Regions from separate parts of the Homo sapiens genome. Here region 1 is linked to region 2. The links are chromatin contacts, found by Hi-C or POLR2A ChIA-PET in ENCODE. All regions are on one chromosome and are shown on one strand. Each heading gives the region's core, a stretch centred on a gene start or an enhancer-like site at or near the end of the contact. The rest is flanking DNA. Distances are from core to core; before and after follow the strand shown.

Region 1 (6,502 bases), core at 2,775-5,274, 710 kb before region 2:
ATTTTTGGAGGGCCTAGGGAACATTGTGTCTTGGAGAGGCAGCCTCGTGAAGTGGGAAGCACTGTAACGGGAGCTGAAGGTTGACACAGCCCAGGTGGTCAAGGGACACAAGACGAGAGCCTTCCTGCCTGACCCTTCATTATTGATGATTGGTCCACTAAGGACCAATAAAGCGTCTAGGAGCCTCTCCAAGCTACTTAGAATTACTGAGGTGCCAGCAGGCACCAGGCTTATAAATCTGTCTTTTATTATCTGGTTGGCTTAGCCAGGTCTCCAAAAGGAACAGTCAAAGTTTTATGATGTACTTTAACGAGCTGACTTTCAGAGTCAGGCTTTGTCCTGGATGAAATCTCCCCAGCGGCAATGGAGGTCAGCTAGATCTCCTAACCCTGCTCAGAGTCCATTTGTTGTTAGACTGTTGATCAGAATCATTTTCTCATTCAAAACAGTGAAATGTCTTTTTTTTTTTTTTTTTTTGGCAGGAGGCAAGGAGGAACATGAGCATCTGCCCCACTCTCTAAATCTCTTAATATACATTGATACGCGTAGACACACAGCCTTTTTTTTTTTAGACGGAGTCTTGCTCTGTCGCCCAGGCTGGAGTAGCAATTCTCCTGCCTCAGCCTCCAGAGTAGCTGGGATTACAGGAGCACACCACCATGCCCTACTAATTTTTATATTTTCAGTAAATACAGAGTTTCACCCAGTTGACCAGGCTGGTCTTGAACTCCTGACCTCAGGTGATCCACCCGCCTTGGCCTCCCAAAGTGCCGGGATTACAGGTGTGAGCCACCACTAAAATTCACTTTTCAGATAGAAAATGTAACACTAGTGCCTACATTATTGAAAATGTGCTTTGTCATTGTCTATTGGTCTGATTAATCTAGGAGTTTATCTGCCCAAAAGCAAATTCTAGTATCATTTTATCACTGGTTCAATTTACAAGCTATCAAAAATACTGATGCTCTCATTAGTTCATGCTACAGAAAAAAATTTGTTAAAAATAATTATAAAATGTAAAAGCCCAATTTTAAAAGAAGCTGATCTAAAACTTTTATATCCAGGTAAGGGTAGTTACTTTGTGGGTTGTCCTTATGGTTCAGTCAATGCTATCATTGCCAAGAAAGTTCTGGAAACTTTTCTGAGCCCGGAGTTTATTCTTTGGATATCGTCTAGGGTGAGAAATCTTTTTTCTTTGGAGCTTTGCTTTCTGTAAACAACTTGGAGTTTATTCTTTCAGTAACGTGGGTGCTCCATCTGGGCAACACTGTTTGGATCTAAAACCCAGTTTGGGCCCAGAGAATTCCTTTTCTTGTGCAGTCTGTAAATATATTCTGAAAGCCACCCCAGAAGAGTTTCAGACATGTTTTAAACAAAGTAAAGAGCATAGGTAAGAAATAGAGCTTCCCAAAGCGGCTGTTTTAAAGTGATATTAATCTGGTAGAAATCACAATGCATTTTAAAAATAAATCCATGTGATTTTATAGCCATGACTCAGACACATAAACTTCTGAAGGTGAAAATGCTTTAGGGAGAGATAGAGAAAACTTTAAAATGGTTTACTTTTTAAGTACATGCTTAGGGGAAAAATAATTATATTGCCTTCCCCACCATGCACAAAAGAGTGAGATGAGAACTATTCAATTTCTCCCAAAGCTGCTGTTTTGCAGAAAGACTTACAGAAGAGTTGAGAACAGAAATGAGAATAACGCAGAAGTGGTGATGACCAGGAGGCCTGTAACTCAGTTTATGATTTGGGAACCATGTTATTCTCCTCCATCATTCAACACCATCTTTCCCCTACAAAAGCCCTTAGGCCAGTAACCTAAAGATCCAGCAATTGTGAGTTTAACATCACGGATAGTCCAGACCCCAAATAAAACATAGAATGGCTTGCATTTATACGTTGCTCTTTTTTTTTTTTTTTTTTGAGAGAGTCTCGTTTTGTCACCCAGGCTGGAGTGCAGCGACATGATCCCGTCTCACGGCAGCCTCTGCCTCCCAGGTTCAAGTGATTCTCATTCTTCAGCCTCCCAAGTAGCTGGGACTGCAGGAGCCTGCTGCCACGCCCAGCTAATTTTTGTATTTTTTGTAGAAACGGGGTTTCACCATGTTGGTCGGGCTGGTCTTGATCTCCTGACCTCACGTGATCCACCCGCCTTGGCCTCCCAAAGTGCTGGGATTATAGGCATGAGCCACCGTGCGCAGCCGCTTTAGGTTTTTTACAGAACTTCCTTGCATGATTCTTCTGAGAAGTGGGCAGAACAAGGTTTTCCCCCCTTTAAAGATGGAGGTTTTAATTTTGTTTTTGTTTGTATTTATTTTTATGCATTTATTTAGAGACAGGTTCTCACTTTTTTCACCTAGACTGCAGTGGTGTGATCATAGCTCACTACAGCCTCCAACTCCTGGGCTTGAGTGATCCTCCTGCCTCAGACTTCCAAGTAGCTGGGACCACAGTCCAATACCACCACGCTCGGCTAATTTCTTCTTCTTCTTCTTCTTCTTCTTCTTCCTCTTTTTTTTTTTTTTTTTTTTTTTTTTTTTTGATGTCCTCTCTGAGACACAAGTCAGCTAATTTTTTTTTTTTTCTTTTTTGAGATGGAGTCTCGCTCTGTGGCCCAGGCTGGAGTGCAGTGGCACGATCTCGGCTCACTGCAAGCTCTGCCTCTCGGGTTCACGCCATTCTCCTGCCTCAGCCTCCTGAGTAGCTGGGACTACTGGCGCCCGCCACCGCGCCCTGCTAATTTTTTTTTTCTTTTTTTTTTTGAGACAGAGTCTCGCTCTGTCACTCAGGCTGGAGTGCAGTGGCGCGACCTCGGCTCACTGAAAGCTCTGCCTCCCGGGTTCACGCCATTCTCCTGCCTCAGCCTCCCGAGTAGCTGGGACTACAGGCGCCCGCCACCATGCCCAGCTAATTTTTTTGTATTTTTAGTAGAGACGGGGTTTCACCGTGTTAGCCAGGATGGTCTCCATCTCCTCACCTTGTGATCCGCCCACCTCGGCCTCCCAAAGTGCTGGGATGACAGGCTTGAGACACCGCGCCCCGGCCCAAGCCAGCTAATTTTTAAAAAGACTTTTTGGCCGGGTGAGCTAGCTCACACCTGTAATCCCAGCACTTTGGCAGGCCAAGACAGGCCGATTACTTGAGCTCAGGAGTTTGAGACCAGCCTGGGAAACATGGTGAAAGCCCATCTCTACCCCCACCACCCCCCAAAAAAGAAAATTAGCCTGGCATGGTGGCCCGGCATTGTAGTCCCAGGTATTCGGGAGGCTGAGGTGGGAGGATGGCTTGAGCCCAGGAGTTCAAGGCTGCAGTGATCAGTGATTGTACCACTGTGCTGCAGCCTGGGTGACAGAGAGAAACTCTGTCTCAGAAAAAAAAAAAAGTTTTCTAGAAACAGGGTCTCCCTGTGTTGCCTAGGCTGGTCTCCCACTCCTGGTCTCATGTGATCCTCCGCCTTACCCTCCCATAGCATAGTGCCCACCTAAGATGGGGATATTGAAGCACAGAGGGCAGAGTGCTTTGCCCAAAGTTACAGGACTGGTCAGCAACTTAGGCACCTGGGTCCTATTAACTCATAGCTCAAGCTTCCTTCATGGCTATATATGCTTCTGGAATTGAACTAAAATCACAGAACTATGCATTCCAAAGTTTGCACTGAAGTATGGTATACTTAAAACATATTATGAAATCTTTTAGACCTCGTGCTGCACAGTGGACATTTGTAACCATGCCATCCAGCTGAACAATTAACCTTTTTAAGCTAGGTTTTAAGTTTCCTTCCCCCCACCATCCAGTCTCCTTCCCTTGCCTCCCCACAAGTCGCCACTTTCCTGGGTGAGGTATTTAATGTTTCAGCTGTGCTTTCTGCATGAAGACAATTGCCTTGGGCTTTGGTGTAAAGGATCTAAGGGGTAACAGATCTTCTGAGACGTGGTAACACCTGCTGCCCACCTGCCTCTCTCCTGAGTTGAGTGGGACCAGGGCCAGGTGGGGAGTGAAATGAGGCTTGCACAGAGGAAAGACCAGTTAGCCAACCAGTATCCTATGACGTCAGAGTTCATCAGGTGAGATAGCAAAGGGAAATTCCGCCTCCCTGAGTACTAAATTGGAGTCTCTTTAGCCCAACAGTTTTATGGTTTCCCAGAAAGCACGTGGAGCAGAGTGAAGTAAGTGAAATGTTTTCTAGGATCCCCCCACTTTTCCCTTTGTGTTCCCTTACCTTTGGACACCCTCCCTCACCCTAGTGTCAAGGCTCCATCTTGGAACCCAAATGGTCCTCAAGGGGACCCAATAAGAGCCCTAGCTGCCTGGGGTCTCCCTGTCCGCTCACACCAGGCTCCCTTTCCAGCAACCAGCCAGGCGTTGCTTGCTTTCTTGCTTTGCTTTCTCGCTTTGCTCTCTCACTTTCTCTCTTTCTTTCTGCTCACTCTGTTGCCCTGGCTGGAGTACAGTAGCATGATCTCGGCTCACTGCATCCTCCACCTCCTGGGTTCAAGCAATTCTCCTGCCTTGGCCTCCCAAGTAGCTGGGACTACAGGTGCCTGCCATGACACTTGGCTGATTTTTGTATTTTTAGTAGAGATGGGGTTTTCCCATGTGGGCCAGGCTAGTTTTGAACTTCTGGCCTCAAGTGATCCACCCATCTCGGCCTCCCAAAGTGCTGGGATTACAGGCTTGAGCCACCGCGCTGGCCCTCGCTTTCTGTTTTCTGTCCTACTGGACATTACCAGCTCAGACTTGTTCCAGCTGTGACTTCCAAAGCAATAATTTTGTAAACTAAACTGTGATGAACAGAAGGGATTAAGGAGATACCAGAAAAGGGGTATTTGTGGATTTGAACTGCAGTTTATGCTTTTGCTTTCCATGCCTTGCAGGATGTTTTGACCAGAGGGAATTTCCCTGCCCAGGGCAGAGAACAGCCCCAAGGCAGGGGCGGAGGCAGAGATCTTTGTATGTAAATAGTGCTTTCTGATCTAGGTCCACACTGGGAGGGGCGGTGACTCAGGCTTCACACTTAGGAACAGCCTCAAATTCGAATCCTTAATGTTCTCTCCAAATAAGATTAAATCATCCCCAAAGCTACTGAAAGATATTCTTCATACAGCTTCAAACCTATGTCTATTACCAGACTACACAGCCTATCAGGAACCATGGACCAATTGTTTTTGGTTTTTTTGTTTGTTTTTGTTTTGAGAAAGAGTCTTGCTCTGTTGCCCAGGCTGTAGTACAGTGGTGCAGTCTCAGCTCACTGCAACCTCTGCCTCCCGGGTTCAAGCGATTCTCCTGCCTCAGCCTCCCTAGTAGCTGGGATTACTGGGGCACATACCACGCCCGGCTAATTTTTGTATTTTTGGAAGAGACTGGGTTTCACCGTGTTGGCCAGGCTGGTCTCGAACTCCTGACCTCAAGTGATCCACCTGCCTCAGCTTCCCAAAGTGCTGGGATTACAGGCATGAGTCACTGCACCTGGCTTCTACTGTTTTTTGTTTTTAATTTTCTAGCAGTCATAATTTATTTTGTGAGTGTTTTTAAATTGTTGTATAAGAGATGTATGTTTATAGTTTATGTAATTAGTTTTTGATTATGAGTATTTTAGTATAATATATTGTATACTGTGCTTTTTTTTTGGCTTTTTTTTCTAAGAGTCTTGCTCTCTCACCCAGGCTGGAGTGCAGTGACGAGATCTCAGCTCACTGCAACCTCTGCCTCCCAAGTTCAAGCAATTCTCCTGCCTCAGCCTCTGGAGTAGCTGGGATTACAGGCGCCCACCACCACGCTCAGCTAATTTTTGTATTTTTAGTAGAGTCTGGGTTTCACCATGTATTTCTGTTTTAAAGGCTTTCATTTGTTAAATGTGAACATTTAAAATATATTGTGAGTTTGGAATTTATTTCTCAACTTTTTATTATTATTTTTAGAATATCTTAGAATTGTTCATTTGCTTTATCCAACAATGCACACACATCAGTCTCAGAATAACAATATTAAATACACTTACTCCAATATAATTACTGAAAACGTTAAAAAAAAACTTTTTTTGCATATGTTCTTACCATTCTTTCGCCATTTTAAGAGGTGCACATTGACAGATCATAAAACCATTATATACTGTACTCTCTTTTTTTTGAGACAGAGTCTTGCTCTGTCACCCAGGCTGGAGTGCAGTGGTGGGATCTCGGCTCACTGCAACCTCTGCCTCCTGGATTCAAGTCATTCTCCTGCCTCAGCCTGGGACTACAGGCATGTGCCATCATGCCCAGCTGATTTTTGTATTTTTAGTAGAGACGGGGTTTCACCGTGTTGACCAGGCTGGTCTTGAACGCCTGACCTCAGGTGATCCACCCACCTTGGCCTCCCAAAGTGCTGGGATTACAGGGGTGAGCCACCACACCCAGCCTACTGTACTCTCTTCTTTTGAAACCTCATATTATCCTTGTTCTACAATTCACTATATAGTTAATGCTCAATACCTATCCTTACATCGTCTCTATAGAC
Region 2 (6,034 bases), core at 3,205-5,704:
AGCTATTTGGCATTAGTATTAAGAGGTTACTCTTGGCCCATAATCCTACTTCTAGGAATTCAGTATAAACTAAAGGCAGGTTGAGAATTATGGCCCGAAGACATTTATTACAGTCTTAATTCTAATAATGTGGAAAAGGAAATAAATGAGCAACAATATGGAAATAACTGAGTAGAAAGTGGGGCCAGGTGCAGTGTGGCTCATGCCTGTAATCCCAGCACTTTGAGAGGCCGAGGTGGGCGGATAACCTGAGCTCAGGAGTTCAAGACCAGCCTGGCCAACATGGTGAAACCCGATCTCTACTAAAGATGCAAAAATTAGCCAGGCATGGTGGTGCATGTGCCTGTAATCCCAGCTACTCGGGAGGCTGAGGCACAAGAATCGCTTGAACCCGGGAGGCGGAGGTTGCAATGAGCCGAGATTGCACCACTGCACTCCAGCCTGGGTGACAGAGCAAGACTCCATCTCAAAAAAAAAAAAAAGAAAATGGCAGATTACTCCACTATTTAAAACAATGCATAAAGAACTTAATGGGAGTGGAGGAGAAAGCGGGTTGGGTTGGGGGAGGAAAATAAAAAGGAACTTTAATGACATGACCAAACACAGTATGTTGAGTGAAAAATGTAAGCTGCAGTAGGATCTCACCAAACGATAAAACAAATACAAAGAGATGCCCCAAGACGCTAAGAGAGGCTATTTTAGGATAGTGAAATTATGAGTCATTGACTTTTCTTCTTTAAACTATTCTCTATTCTGAAAACAAACTCTGACTGATGTAGGAAAAGCAGAGCTCAGAACTGTCTCTTGCTAATGTTAAAACTGTAAAAATAGGTAATTTGAGGCAATAATGAAGGATACAACTGAAAGTGAGGACATAAATGAATTAAGATAATTGTTAATGTATTTTGGTGCAATAAATCAAAATAGGAAAATAAATATAATTCAACATTAAAGTTACACACTTTTTTTTTTTTTTTTTTTTTTTGAAATGGAGTCTCACTCTGTTGCCCAAACTGGAGTGCAATGGCGCGATCTCTGCTCACTACAACCTCCGCCTCCTTGGCTCAAGTGATTCTCCTGCCTCAGCCTGCCGAGTAGCTGGGATAACAGGTGTGCACCACCACACCCGGCTAATTTTTATATTTTTAGTAGAGACGGGGCTTCACCATGTTGGCCAGGCTGGTTTTGAACTCCTGACCTCAAATGATCTGCCCGCCTCGGCCTCCCAAAGTGCTAGGATTACAAGCGTGAGCCACTGCACTCAGCCTACACACCATTTTTAAAAGCGACTTGGCTACTGTGTCAATAGCAAATTATGAAACTATCACTATATTCCCAGGAGAGTGAAAAAGGAAACTGGAGTGCTAAGCAGACATTGACAAAGTGTTGGGCTATAATATGTTAAACCATTGCTTCTTCTGGTTCCATGGATTAAGTTCTTTAGTGGTGATTTCTAAGATTTTAGTGCAGCTGTCACCGGAGCAGTGTACACTGTACCCAATATGTAGTCTTTTATCCCTCATCAAATGAAGAATATTTACCAGAAAGTTGCCATGAAACAATCAAAGCCTTTACACCATTTCACCATAAGCTCAAAGAGCATAACGGAAAAAATCAAAGATCACAAAGCAAATACTTAAGAATGCAAAGAAGTGAGCCGTTAGAAGAGATAAAACATTCATGTCTTCATTCAATAAATATTGAGATTCCAACAACAACAACAAAACACTGCTTCTAAAGTAAAATCAGCCTTACAAGTCACGTCACTCTAAAGCAGAAGCTGTTCACTGGAATTTACATTCAAAAACCTCCCCACCGGCTCTGCCTGACTTAAAGGATTTGATAAATAACCGCTGTTTCATTATGAATTACAGATCTGATGAGGAAAGCCCCAAACCATGGTTTTAAACAACGATTGCCGTTTTCAGACAAGTTTTCAAGTCATCTGGCTCCACCCCGATAAAATCTTGCCACTTAGCCAGTAAAGAACTTGTACCAAGAATATATTTTCCAGTATAATTTCCCATGCTTGAAAAGTTCATTAAGGGAAAGCAAAATCAATTCCTCAAAAAAACTTCCTTTGAGCAAGCCATCTACCTGCTAAGGAAATGTCCAAATACACAAAAATATAAAAATCAAACTAAGAAACCACAGATCACACTTTTAACACCTTAACTTTAAGAAACCTACGAATCAGATTCTAGGCATAAAATCCTGGAATCCAGAAAAGTAATTTTGATTGAACTACTGACAAGCTGACTGCGGTCTGGAAAAAAAAAACCACCACCATGTTTCACAGGTGCTTTTGTTGTTGTTCACCTTTGCCTACCAACTTTGTATGCTCAGCACTTAATGCTCACAGCAGAGTGTAGAACTAAGTCCATACTCAGTCATTGTCAACCAATGATGAAACAGCCAATGTCTAAGAGTTTTAAGCAAACATTTCAGATCAAATATTCTGGCTGACAGCAGCAGCACTGCCAGTAGCTGTATTTCTTCCTCTCTTCCTCACTGCAGAAACAAAGAGCCCTTGTGTTGCATGTGGGTCCTGCTTTAATAGTAAGCAGGGGCAGCAGAGAAAGAAGGTCCTGCTTTCAAGACTGGTGGAGCATGCAGGCCTGACAAAGTGTCATAAGATGCTATTTTGGAGGGAAGAAGAGAAAAAAAAAAAAAGACAAAGCTTTTTTAAAAAGTACCAAGAAGCAGTAGATTTGAGCTTGCTGAATTTTAATTAGAAGACTAGCAAAACAGGCAATACAGCCAGCTACTGGCAGGCCTTATCGCTGAGAGCAAAAACACACTGATCTTTCAAAGGGCAAACTGGTTTAGGGATCAATACACTCATCAGAGGGCCTTTTCTGACAGTCTGCAATTATAGCCATCAGTAATCAGTACCAATTTTAGAGACACTTTAAAAACCCAGCCATTAAGTCTAGATTTTTAAACAAAGCTCTGCTTCCTGGAGGATATTCTTGTGAACAGCATCAATGCTCAGGACATTAGCAGTTACTTTTTTAAGCTGGTGATAATCTCTACTACAACTCATCTTCCAGAAACAGGAGTCATCAGCTTTGCACACCTAGACACTACCACATCCTAAACACGGTTGATGAAATAGAAATTATCAAACTTTCCCACACTACTGCACTAGTCTGAAATTCTACTTGGGGAAGGGGGAGGAGAGTGAGAGGGGAAAAACACGTATGCCTAAAGGAGTAAGCTGTGACCTCCCATGGGCACCACCCCACATCTCAACATGATGGAGCAAATGAAACTGGATGCCATCAAAATAATGAGGATTAATACCATTTTCAAAGACAATCAAAACTCCCTGGTTGGAAGGTCCCATTTTTCTTAGCACAATTTATTAGTAGCAATAGTGGCATTAGTATCCACCGTGATATTCAGGTCCTACAGGTCCCCCAAATTCTCTACCTAGAAGCCTACATAGTCGTATTTTTCCTGACTGAGAGGGCTTCCTTTCCAATCCCTACTCACTCTTAACCTTATAGTGAAGAGATAAGGCCCCAAAGACAGTGATGATGGCCAATAAGTGGCTAAAAAGAGAGCAAGAGGAACGTTTTCCTCTGAGGTCCTCTCACAAAGGAGAGGGAATTCAACCACCCCAGCTGCCCAAAGACCCTACACTGCCTCCTATATTCAGAGTGCAGCCATCTCAGAAGTTAGAGAAGGCTTCTGGAATCTCGCTGGGAACACTGGTTGAGTCCACAATGATTGCGCACAGCTTGTGAGCTCTCTAGGCACAAGGAGCATTATTTAGTCCCGACCCACGGTCAGGGGAAAAACAACTGCCCAGGCTGGGAAGAAACTGCTTTGGGAGGCATCGCTGGACAGCTCCCGTTGTAGGAAAGTTCTTCCCTCTCGCCTGCCTTTCTGCCTCTTCCACCTGCCGGCAGTCAGGCCTCTGAAGCCCCACAGAGAAATCGGTTCCCTCTTCACCGGGTGGCCCTTCAAATACGCTCAGAGAGCTGTCGTTCACCGAGTCATCTCTCCCACAAGCGTGGCTGTGGCATTCTCAACCACATTTGACATTCCATGGCACGGGGTTTCTATTCTCCCCTTTCCTGCACCCTCCCCTAATTGTGCTCTTGTCAGGGCAAGGAAGTGCACACCCATGCCCACACGTAGGCGTAGAACCCAGGGCCTGAGAGCCCAGCGCGGGAGCTTCGGGTGGCCGCCCGGCCGCATTCACTGGGAGCCGGAGCCCTGACTGGGAAGCCCCGACTCCCCGCTAGCACAGGCGGTCCCGGCCACGGCGCGCTCACCACCCTCCTCCGTCACCTGGCGCTTGTTCATCTTCTTCAGGTCCCCGAAGATATCCAAGCCGGACGCGGGGAGATGAGCCCCCACGGCGCCCGCACGCACCATAGCAGGGTCTCCGGGGACCTAGCGGCCCGCCGGCTCTGGGTGGCACAGACGGCTGCGGAGCACCTGCCGGCCCCCGCCCACCGGCCCAGCGTCCTTGCGGCCACGTGACCGGCGACTCGCTTGGGCGTCTGGGAATCGTAGTCTCGCCAGTCTTGGGCACTGGCCAGCCAGGAATGAACCTGAAGGAAGAAAACTACCACTCCCAGAATGCTGCGGGGTGGGCACCTCGGCCAGTGAAGACCCGGGGCTCCTAGGGAGGGCAGCTACAGGGCTCCGGAGCCTTGTCCGACCCTTCGGAGGGAACATCGAGCAGCGAGTGACCCCGCATACCTCGGGGGGCAACTCGGGGAAGGGACTACTCAAGAGGAGCTGAATTTCCCGACTCTGGTCAGGCGCCAAGAGGACACCTAACTCCCGCTCGCAAATCACCTAGCCGTGTATCTTGGCTATTGGATGACTGCAGCGAGGAAAGGTGGTGCCTCTACGCTGGGGCGGGCTGAGCCGAATTGGGGCGGGGCCTAAAGATGGACTGCGGTGGGCGGGGCTTGGAAGAGGCGGGACTTTTGAGGCCGCTGAATTCTGCATTTTGAGTGGTACCACTTGTATGCAAGGAAGTATCTTTGAATGCCTTGACCATAATTGGGTTGCAATAGATATTAATTAAATGAATACATAACCACCTAATTTCATACACGAGAAAGCAAAGGCCCAGAAAGGTTCATTGACATGGCCAAGGTTAAGTGGAAATGAGTGGAATATAACTCAAAGTTTTAAATTTAGAAGTCCTAGATCATCACAGTTCTGATCCTAGATTACCTTTGGTTCATTCACTCACTCGTGTATGCATTATGCATTCTTTATTGTATTTATTTATCCACAAATCTTTATGGAGCACCTACCATGCACCTGGCCTTGTTCTAGGCACTTGAGAAACATCAGTTAACAAAACAAGCAAAGATTCTTGCCCTCATGAAGCTTATATTCTACCGAAGGCAGACATAATGGATAATTTATACGGTACCTAAAGGATGGAGGTGCTATGACAACAGGAAAAGCAGATAAGTTGAATGGGGAGGTCTGGGGGAAAGGATCAGGTTGCAATTTAAAATATACCAGAAGCTGACTTACCATGAAGCTAATGAAAGGTAAGTTCTGGGACCCTTCAATTGCAAAGGTGTTTTTCCAAGGTGTGGGAGAAACTTAACCATAGAATGTGTAAAACTTTCAAAAGCAAGATATTGCAATTGCTATTGGTTAAGAGTTCTGTTTCTTTGCATTCCAACTTCACCTCCATTACATTTCCCCTCCTGTTGGAGGGACAAGGAGAATTTTGGGGATCCAGCTAAGGAGGAAACGAGTTGGAGATACATTTGGTTTGAGTTTAGTGAATTTATTTATGTGGTTCATGGTCTTTCCTGCCATCCTCGTGTAAAAAATGGCTTCTGGGAATACTGCCATCCACTGGGCCAACTCACCTGGCACCGTGGCAGGAAGTCCCACTGGAAGTGGCATCTGATATGAAAGTGTTCTGCAGCACTTGACCTTGGAAATAAGTGGATGGAGAGGAAAAACAAGGTTTGAAATGTACAGATCCAGAAGCTAGTCTGTGTAAAATTCTTCCAAATATCAGATGTATAAAATTATA

The links. A loop is a pair of places that touch in the nucleus more often than their neighbours do. ChIA-PET counts read pairs that join two places held with the same protein, here RNA polymerase II (POLR2A). Pooled maps may share reads with other maps.
Region 1: a loop to region 2 is called in a pooled map, with 5 times the contacts of the local background. The contact joins the enhancer-like site here to the promoter of SEC11C in region 2. A Hi-C loop is called at or near these places in 1 of 168 maps with a recorded cell type or tissue (GM12878) and 4 of 50 pooled maps. POLR2A ChIA-PET finds 5 or more read pairs at or near these places in 1 of 52 experiments (GM12878).

The regions. Positions count from the first base shown.
Region 1 is chr18:59,845,741-59,852,242 of GRCh38, reverse strand. No RefSeq gene overlaps it. Among named protein-coding and RNA genes, the nearest start is that of PMAIP1, 51 kb to the left of the region's middle. RefSeq lists enhancers at 4,508-4,687, 4,768-4,847, 3,932-4,849 and a silencer at 4,812-5,106. Within about 2 kb of position 4,024, at least 2 of the 41 ENCODE cell types and tissues checked have a DNase peak (open chromatin) inside an H3K27ac peak, as active enhancers do; they include GM12878, where a contact is called at or near this core.
Region 2 is chr18:59,138,304-59,144,337 of GRCh38, reverse strand. It overlaps SEC11C (SEC11 homolog C, signal peptidase complex subunit), which reads right to left and starts at 4,454. Exons shown (of 6, transcript NM_033280.4): 1 at 4,303-4,454. The coding sequence starts at 4,389. RefSeq lists enhancers at 1,712-1,811, 2,630-2,679, 4,595-4,694, 4,775-4,864 and silencers at 4,415-4,554, 4,975-5,024.